Regions from separate parts of the Homo sapiens genome. Here region 2 is linked to region 1. Evidence: chromatin contacts called from ENCODE Hi-C or POLR2A ChIA-PET data. All regions are on one chromosome and are shown on one strand. The core of a region is the stretch at or near the end of the contact, and the rest is flanking DNA. Distances in the headings are between cores, read along the strand shown.

Region 1 (4,361 bases), core at 1,256-3,755:
CTCACACTGCAGTGTGCATACAGAGTGCTTGGGGATCTTGTTAAAATGCAGACTCTGATTCAAGTAGGTCTTGATAGGACCCAAGAGTCTGCATCTTGTCTCCCAGGTGATGACCAAGCTGCTGCTGCCAGGGTCCATTCTGGCAGACGCAAGTCACGGGTAATTGGAAAAGTAGCGCCTAATGTCAGGGCATGGCTAGAGAAAAGATTTGGGAGTCAGTACCAAGGAGTAGTAGGTGACTCAGCTCTTAGACGGATGTGGCCAAAGCAGATTGGAGGACTAAGAAACAAGCTTCAGGGAATGACAGGGGGCACCGGTTAGGTGTAGAAAGAGAAACCGCAATGATGAAAGCTGTGCAGAAAGTACATCCAGGAAGAGAAGCACTTGGTCTCATATCATTATATTTAAGGAGCTCCAAGCAAACCTCCCTTCTTCCTTAGATAAGGATAGAGAGTCTGAAATACTAATAAAAAAAAAACTTCCTGGGACCAGCAGTGCAAAGGAACTTATTCAGTCGCTTATAAAATTCCACCCACCCCACCACCTCCGCCTTGCCCTTTCCAATGAAAATGTCATCAGAAGCAGGGATGCATTTTCTGAGTAATACAAAAAGTTATCAAAAGACAACAAATGTGTTCCATAATGCTTTAACCACATTGACTTTAAAATGTCAATTTTATTTTTTAGTTCTTGTCTAAGAATCTCAGGTGGGTTACATTTTTTTTTTTCAAAAGACACAATAGAACCATTTCAAGTTGGTTTTAGTGGGAGGTGCACATCAGAATCACCTGAGGAGCTTTTAAAACCTGCCTGTCCCCGCACCCCCAGTGGTGATTCAGCATCCTCAGGTGTGGCGCAGGATCACATTCCCTTTGGGAGCCCTCAAAGTAACAGCCAGGAAGACGAGGACTAAAGGAGTGGGTTTCCAGGGAACCTCAGGGTGTGTTTTGGATGGATGGCCTTAGAATACAGGCTCTGCGGAATCTAAGCCATGCACTATGTGGATGAATTCACTGTGTGTGATAAGAGGTGGGCAGTTGTTCTGTGGAACAGCTAAAGCAGAGATAGTCACACAATGACCCCAGGCAGAAAAAAACTAAGATTTGAAACAGGTGCCTCCAAATGAAAGTCACATGGGCTGATGCTCCAATGGTGGACACTGATTTCCAGACTTCACCTGAGCAGCTCCTGCTCGTGCTGGCGTGGGTGCCGCTGGGACTTATTCATTTCACCGTGGTTAGCAATGATGCTGTCCAGCACAGTCACACAGCTAGCTGACAAAATAAAGCCCACCAGCAACCCAGGAGAGACAGACTTCCCTTTCTCACACCCATCTCTGATTGTTACATAAAGGGCTTGAAACCTAATGACAATGTCATAAATAGGTATTTTATGAAAGCTGCAGAAATCTTCCTACAATGGTTCCTAAAGCAAACCTTGGTAAGAATGAGCCTGATGTTGAATAACCCAATAATTGAGCCATGTGGTATTTTCAGATTGTCTTGAAATTACATCTTAAACAATCTGGTCGGGACAATGGATGCTGACTAACTGCCCTGTTTCCTGTACTACAGCAATTGGGGAACTCAGGGTTTCTATGGCTTCCTTTATAAGCCTCTTAATTCTAAACAAAGCCACAACCCAACCAGGAACATGCTGGCCTCTCTGACACAAATGATTACAGCTGCTGCTGATGCATTTTATAATATGGAAGCCAAGCTTGTTCTTTGCATGAGTTTAAAAATCCATTATAGCTTTAGAATGTTTTAAACAATAGCAAACGAAGCTCTATTGTGGATACAGTTTTTTTTTTTGTTTGTTTGTTTGTTTTTTTGAGACAGAGTCTTGCTCTGTCCCCCAGGCTGGAGTACAGTGGCGTGATCTCGGCTCACTGCAAGCTCCTCCTCCCGGGTTCACGCCATTCTCCTGCCTCAGCCTCCTGAGCAGGTGGGACTACAGGCGCCCGCCACCACGCCCGGCTAATTTTTTGTATTTTTAGTAGAGACAGGGTTTCACCATGTTAGCCAGGATGGTCTCGATCTCCTGACCTCGTGATCCGCCCACCTCGGCCTCCCAAAGTGCTGGGATTACAGGCGTGAGCCACCGCGCCCGGCTGTGAATACAGTTTTTAATCAAAGATTATACTTGGAAAATACAGCAAGAGGCAACACCTCACTTTGTAAACAGTAGGGGCACAATAAAGACCATGAGAGTTAGAGTTGCACATGGAAAGTGCCTAGCACATGTGGGACACATACCAGGCACTCAATGAAAGGCATTTTATTAACGTTAAACTTCTAATGCCATTGGGTGCTGTCTACAGATTCCAGATTTTGTAGGGCAATCCTGATTTCAAACGACTTACAGATATATGAATGTTCCATTTCTTAAAGTTTTATGTATCCACTTTAATAAAGACAGCTTGCTAGAGTTAAAAGATAGTTGTGATAGATATGTGATACATCTTTGAGCTGCTCTACAAACTCAGGGGAACCAGAAGCAGTAGCATGCTGGCACAAATTGCCACACCCTGGGCCCATGAGACACCAGAGCCCTGGGAGTCAGGGTTGGGTAACAGGGCTGCTACTAGGGCTCCTCCCTGGCTGCCCTGAAGCCTGAGACAACGAAAGGGTAATGCCGCCGCTTTATTTCCAAAGGGTCTGTCTACATTCGGATCTGGGAAACTGTTCTTTCGCAAGCCAATGAACCATAGACACAAAGAAGGGAGAGGAACACATGCAAATGACAGAGCAAACCCAACTCCACTATTATAATTTTAAATAAAGAGGCCGGCGCAGTGGCTCACGCCTGTATTCCCAGCACTTTGGGAGGCCCAGGTGGGCAGATCACCTGAGGTCAGGAGTGTGATACCAGCCTGGCCAACATGGTGAAACCCCGTCTCTACTAAAAATACAAAAATTAGCTGGGTGTGGTGGGGCACGCCTGTTATCTCAGCTACTTGGGAGGCTGAGTCAGGAAAATCGCTCGAACCCGGGAAGCAGAGATTGCAATGAGCCAAGATCGCGCCATTGCACTCCAGCCTGAGCGACAGAGTGAGACTCTTATCTCAAATAAATAAATGGCAAAGTATTCCATATTCTTATTTTTTAAAGTAAGGGACTTAGGCCTCTAATTGAAGAATATGAGTTCCGTTGAAAAAAAGGAGGAGAATAAGAAAACAGTCTTGATTTATAAATACCCAATTTGTAAGTAACCTGTATAAATGAATCATGGGTGGCTCACTACAGTAATCAACCTACATCAAGCTGGCCTAGCCCAATGCCACCACCTAGTGGCGATCAGAGGAAGACATGCCACCTCCTACGCTGGCATTCAAGGGAAACAGGGACAGCTCTGCTCTTTCTTGCTTATCACTTCCAGTTCAGCTTATTTCAAAAATCCTTTTTGCAGTATAGAAGCCCTTCTCCGTGGCGCAGTCCCCTTTTCCCAATTCTTCCCTATGAACTCAGGAAAGCGCCTTCTTCCCTCTACTTTTTTTTTTTCCTTTTAGCTATTTCTGAGCTCCAACAGATGACCGATCTAGAGAAGGGCATTTCTAGCATGGAAAAGTACATGTACTATCAGCCACCCTAGACAATGATTCATCAAATTAAGTGCACTTCTCGTCAAATGCCAATATTTAACGTATTGCAGACACATGCTTCATTCATTTAGCAGCTAATATAGTACCAGCGTTGTTCTCTCTCGTCACTGTAGACACACAGATGCTGGGTTGCATTATGTGGTATCGAGTTCTTTGTGGGGCCAACCATGGCCCCAACAAGCAACAATCACTCGCATTGCTCACGCCTTTAGGAAGACAGAAACCATGCTTTCCTACTGCTGTTGGTACCTCAAAGAGGACAGCTTCTCATTCCAGTCTGTTTTAAAGCCAGGCCTAACTGTTCCTTAAACTCCTCTGAAGTAAGTGGGGTATTCCCTTCTAAAGATAAAATTTACTAGTGAGACCATCATATCTACAAAAAAAAAAAAAAATTAGCTGCATGTGGTGGCACCTGTCTGTAGTCCTAGGTATTTGGGAGGCTGAGGTGGGAGAATCGCTTGAGCCCAGGAGGTCAAGGCTGCAGGGAGCTATGACCGCACCACTGCTCTGCAGCCTGGGCAACAGAGCGAGACCTCATCCAAAAAAAAAAAAAAATTTACAAACACTTGGGTGGGGATTTATTTATCATTTATTAAGCACTAAGATGAGCTCAAACTAAGAATGTCTGCTCACTGATCAAGATATTAAAAAAATAGTGACTGAAATGAGACTTTCTTTTTAACCAGTGACTTAAAACTAGCGTACACAAGAATCATCTGGGGACTTGTTAAAAATGCAGATTCTTGGTTACCATCCA
Region 2 (4,361 bases), core at 1,297-3,796, 530 kb before region 1:
CTGGCCAGGCTTTTCCCAGGACAATATAAAACGTGAGAAAAGAGTGCTAAACAAGACATCTACTTTGGTCTGGCAAAATCAGGCTTGCTTAAATGCATAACATTACCTAAGTAGGGGAAAAAAATGTTACTGTGCTAGTTATTTATATTCAGATCCCTTTAAGGCTTATGATTGTAAGTCCCTAACTTATGTTAGGGGTAGCAATTACAAGGACCACACCGGTCTTATTGTCACTTTAATCCAAGGAGACTTCTCTCATCTTGGCACCCCACATATGTATGACATAGAAAGAATAAAGATGAATCAATCCTAATAGTACACAGAAGATAATGTCAAGTGTCATAGGAATTATATAATATATAATGTGGGATAAGAGAAAGGTAAGTTTATATATGATGGAAGTGAGGAAGACAATGATTTTAGTAAGTTTTGGTGACAATTATATTCAAGAACTGCTAGAAATTACTTGAACCTCTAACATATCATGCAGGTTTTTTTGTTTTTTGAGACGGAGTTTCGCTCTTATTGCCCAGGCTGGGGTGCAATGGCGCGATCTCGGCTCACCGCAACATCTGCCTCCCGGGTTCAAGCGATTCTCCTGCCTCAGCCTCCGGAGTAGCTGGGATTACAGGCGCCCGGCACCATGCCCAGTTAATTTTTGTATTTTTAGTAGAGACAGGGTTTCACCATGTTGGCCAGGCTGTTCTTGAACTCCTAACCTCAAGTGATCCACCCGCCTCTGCCTCCCAAAGTGCTGGGATTACAGGCCTGAGCCACCGTGCCTGGCTGCGTTTTTCATCTTTAAACATCATAAAAACGCCTCAAAACTAGTTTCTCTGAAATTTCACACCCATCAGCCTTATTCCCTTATCTTCTCGGAGGAAGACTTCCCTCCACTTCTTTCCAGGCTAGGAAAGGAATATCCTCCATATTGCCACAGGACCTAGGCCTATTAGTACTCTTTCTTGGACATCTGCAACCTCCAACCTTCCTGCCTCCACTGATTCAAACTCTTCGCAGTTCTTAAATGTGCTAAAGATCCCTCCACACCAAAGGTCAATCGTGGATTCTCTCTTAATTTCCTGATAACTGCTTCATTTTCTTCCCTTGCTCCTTCGACTATCCACCTCTTGGCTAGACATCACATGCATGATTACATATACCAGGTAGATCACCAATACGCTGATTAGGCCTAAATGCCTAGCCCTGACTGAATTAGCCCAAACTTACCACTAAACCCACATTTTCAACCTCCTGATAGAATCACAAGCATGTCTCACATGCACATCAAATGCGACCTGGAAAGCAAAGAACTTGCTATTCTTCCCCCAAATGACAGTTCCCACTATTTGGGGACAGACCATTTCTACTCTATGTCCCCAAGCTGAAAAACTGTCTTTGCTGCCTTTTTGCTTACTCTTCATACGGATCTATTCATTGATTAGTTCCGTGGCTGTCAATATACAGTTGAATTCTTTACGATCCGGTTTGTGGCCTACATCCAACACCGACTGAGCACTTGCTAAGTACTGGGATCTGAAGATTACTCAGCCACTGTCTCCACGGAGATCATCGTTAACGGGAGAGAAAGCCACGTAAAACACCACGTTAGATGGAGAAGCACAGAGGACACCACCTCCACGAAAAAGTCTCACACGCGAGAAAGGACCCGCACCACAGCACCCGAGCCTCTATTAACCGCCGCCTTCCATCGTGAATTAATACTCTCGCTTTCAGCGTTATTATCAACCCCCTGCAAGCAATCAAGAGGCTGGGTTAAGTCCGGCTGGAGGGGCAGCAGGCATCCCTGGGCTGTCGCGCCTCCCAGCGCCCCCGATGGAGCAGGTGGCAAGGCTGCAAAAAGAATTTAAGGCTCTAGGAAAGAGGTGGTGCAGCCCGCACTCCAGTCCCCGGCCCGCAGCAGGCAGAGGAGGCTCCGGGTCTCCTTCACCCGGACACCGCCGGCGGAGAGGTCCACTCCCGTGCCCCTACCCTGGATGGATCGCTTACCTGAGGACCCCCAAACAGAGGTGCGTCCGGCCTCGCCTCCCCAGCCACGCGCAGCCGGCTACCCAGAGTCAGCTCCCACAGTCCGCACCCAGAGTCGGCTCCGAATTGCGCACGCGTCTCTGTCCGCGGCTCCCGCTCTCTCTCCGACGGCACTAGGCCTCCAAGGATGGAGGCGCCCTCCAGGGGAAAACGCTGAAGCGCTGCAAAGAAGCCAGCGACTCAATGGGTGCGTCAACTAGGCAGCCGCAGCACTGGGAGTGCGGCGCGGGAGTGACGTCACCAGGCGGAGGGGGCGAGGCCGGGCCCGCTTCTGGTCACTTACGGCGGCCGGCCTTCTTTGTAGGCCTGGCACCGTAGAGGTAGAGGAGCTACATTGGCCGCGTCCCCTGTCCCTCTGCCCTCTTGCCCATCTGCCCAAACTTTTGTATTTGATCTCTGTTTTGATGTCGAACCCCAAAGCACTGTAATTGGGGGGGGCGGGGGGGGGGGTGGAACCTGCGGACCTGAGAGCAGCGCGCGTGCGCACGACACGCGCTGTGCGCCGGAAGAGCACGCCCAGTCCGGGCTGCGCGGAGGAAGCGCTGGGGTCCCGGAGGGCGGGGGTGGCGGCGCCGGAGGTCGCCATGGCTACCGAGCCCGAAGCCGCGGAGCCGGTGGTGCCTTCGCTCGTGGATCGATACTTCACTCGCTGGTACAAACCGGGTAAGTGCGGAGTGATGTTGATCCCTCCTTGGCCGCACTGGCCTAATGCTGTGTAGACTATGTTGACAGATCATAAGCCACGCGCGCTCTCCCTGGCTCTCCGTCCCCACGTCAGAAGGCACTGGACTTCTGTGTTCCGTCTAGCCCCAGGGAATGGCATTTGCAAAGACCTGGTGGCCTGAAATACTTCAGGGCGCATTCTGGGGCCGGCGATTGCAGTGCGAGCTCTAGGGTGTTGCTCGCAGTAAGATGAGTACTCTAAACGGAGGCCCCAAAGGTAGGCGGAGGGCTAGGTTGCAACAGTCCTTAAGTGCCTGGAGGGATTGAGGGGCTCACTCTCACAGGGAGTAGCGATACATAAAATTATTTAAATGATCAGATCGAAACTAAGGTAGAGGCAGTAGGGATGGCGAGAAGAGGGTGGGTTAGATTAGAGACATTTAGAAAGAAGAAGAATCTATACATTTACCTTAAGAGACGCCATCTGCCACTTAGAAGTAGGTATTCTTTTTGTACTGTTTTGTGTAAGCAGAACCAGTGGTGGGAGCATCGTTGGGGACTCTCCTTTCTTCCTTTCATTCAGTGATAATGGTTATACTCAGTTTAAAAAATATATATTGTAGCATATTTTCTGTTGGCCAAACATAGGGTGACCAACCTGTCCTAGTTCACCCATGACTGAGGGGTTTCCCAGAATGTCGGACTTGCACCAACATCAGGACAGTCCTGGAAACCACCAACAAAAAATATATATCATAAAGAACGGGATGCTAATTGCATTTTCCTAGCAAAAATACTACGTGTACTCATTTTGAAGTGAGTGTAAAGTAAGATGGAGCAAGGAGTTAATTACCTTAATGTTGAATAAATTATTCTATCTGGGCCAGATCTCTTTAAATACTTTCTAGGAAACCTTTAGGTATGTCTTTTTGAGTAATGAAGGGATACCCGTGATCAGCATGCAGCATGTATGTGTCCAGTCTTCATTATCAACTATATGACCCAAAGAAAGTACCACATAGTGGTAGTAAATATTGATTTCAGCCACCAACAGACTCATGTATTCTTCTAGATGTCAAAGGAAAATTTTGTGAGGACCACTGTATACTACAGCACTCTAACCGGTAAGCAAATTGGGAATTTTAAATTATCAAAAATTTTTTTTTCCTGGTATTGTAGCCTGGTATGGTCTTGTGGTCTTGGATTGAACAAATGTTCACTAAACAAACATGCATTAATTATCTTCTACTGTGTTGAAATGGTATTATTATAGGAGTTTGTTTGGCAAGAATGAGTATTCCAGTGCCTGGCCACTCTGAACATATAAATTTGATTACTCAAACATCCAAATGGAGGACCACATCATCAGCTGCTACTTGAAGTGGCCAGTCTGTGCCCAACTACTGAACTGTTCAGAGCCCACAGAAAGGGCTACGGTAGAGACATGTATGGTATCTCGTATACACAGGCATGCCTTATTTCTTTGTCTTCTACCCCAGTGCTACCTACCTAAAGACCTCTGGTACTCTTCCCTTTCCTGGGAAAGAAATTCAATCTTGTTTTCTCTTTTATTATTGTATTCTCTATTCTACAGTTATGCCCCAATAGTAGCCAAAGGAAAAAGGGGGAAGATGATAGTTTGACTAAAC

What was found. Hi-C counts contacts between places; a loop is a spot of excess contacts on that map. ChIA-PET counts read pairs that join two places held with the same protein, here RNA polymerase II (POLR2A). Pooled maps may share reads with other maps.
Region 2: a pooled map shows a loop between it and region 1 (5-fold over the local background). The contact joins the promoter of ABITRAM here to the enhancer-like site in region 1. A Hi-C loop is called at or near these places in 1 of 168 maps with a recorded cell type or tissue (mesothelial cell of epicardium) and 9 of 50 pooled maps. POLR2A ChIA-PET finds 5 or more read pairs at or near these places in 2 of 52 experiments (activated CD4-positive, alpha-beta T cell and activated CD8-positive, alpha-beta T cell).

What each region holds. Positions count from the first base shown.
Region 1 is chr9:109,466,551-109,470,911 of GRCh38, forward strand. All of the region lies in intron 1 of PTPN3 (protein tyrosine phosphatase non-receptor type 3), which reads right to left. Among named protein-coding and RNA genes, the nearest start is that of PTPN3, 30 kb to the right of the region's middle. Within about 2 kb of position 2,506, at least 4 of the 41 ENCODE cell types and tissues checked have a DNase peak (open chromatin) inside an H3K27ac peak, as active enhancers do.
Region 2 is chr9:108,931,854-108,936,214 of GRCh38, forward strand. ABITRAM (actin binding transcription modulator) reads left to right here and starts at 2,547. Exons shown (of 6, transcript NM_017832.4): 1 at 2,547-2,712; 2 at 3,785-3,836. The coding sequence starts at 2,634. It overlaps ELP1 (elongator acetyltransferase complex subunit 1), which reads right to left and starts at 2,271. Exons shown (of 37, transcript NM_003640.5): 1 at 2,011-2,271. RefSeq lists an enhancer at 1,514-1,743 and a silencer at 2,494-2,773.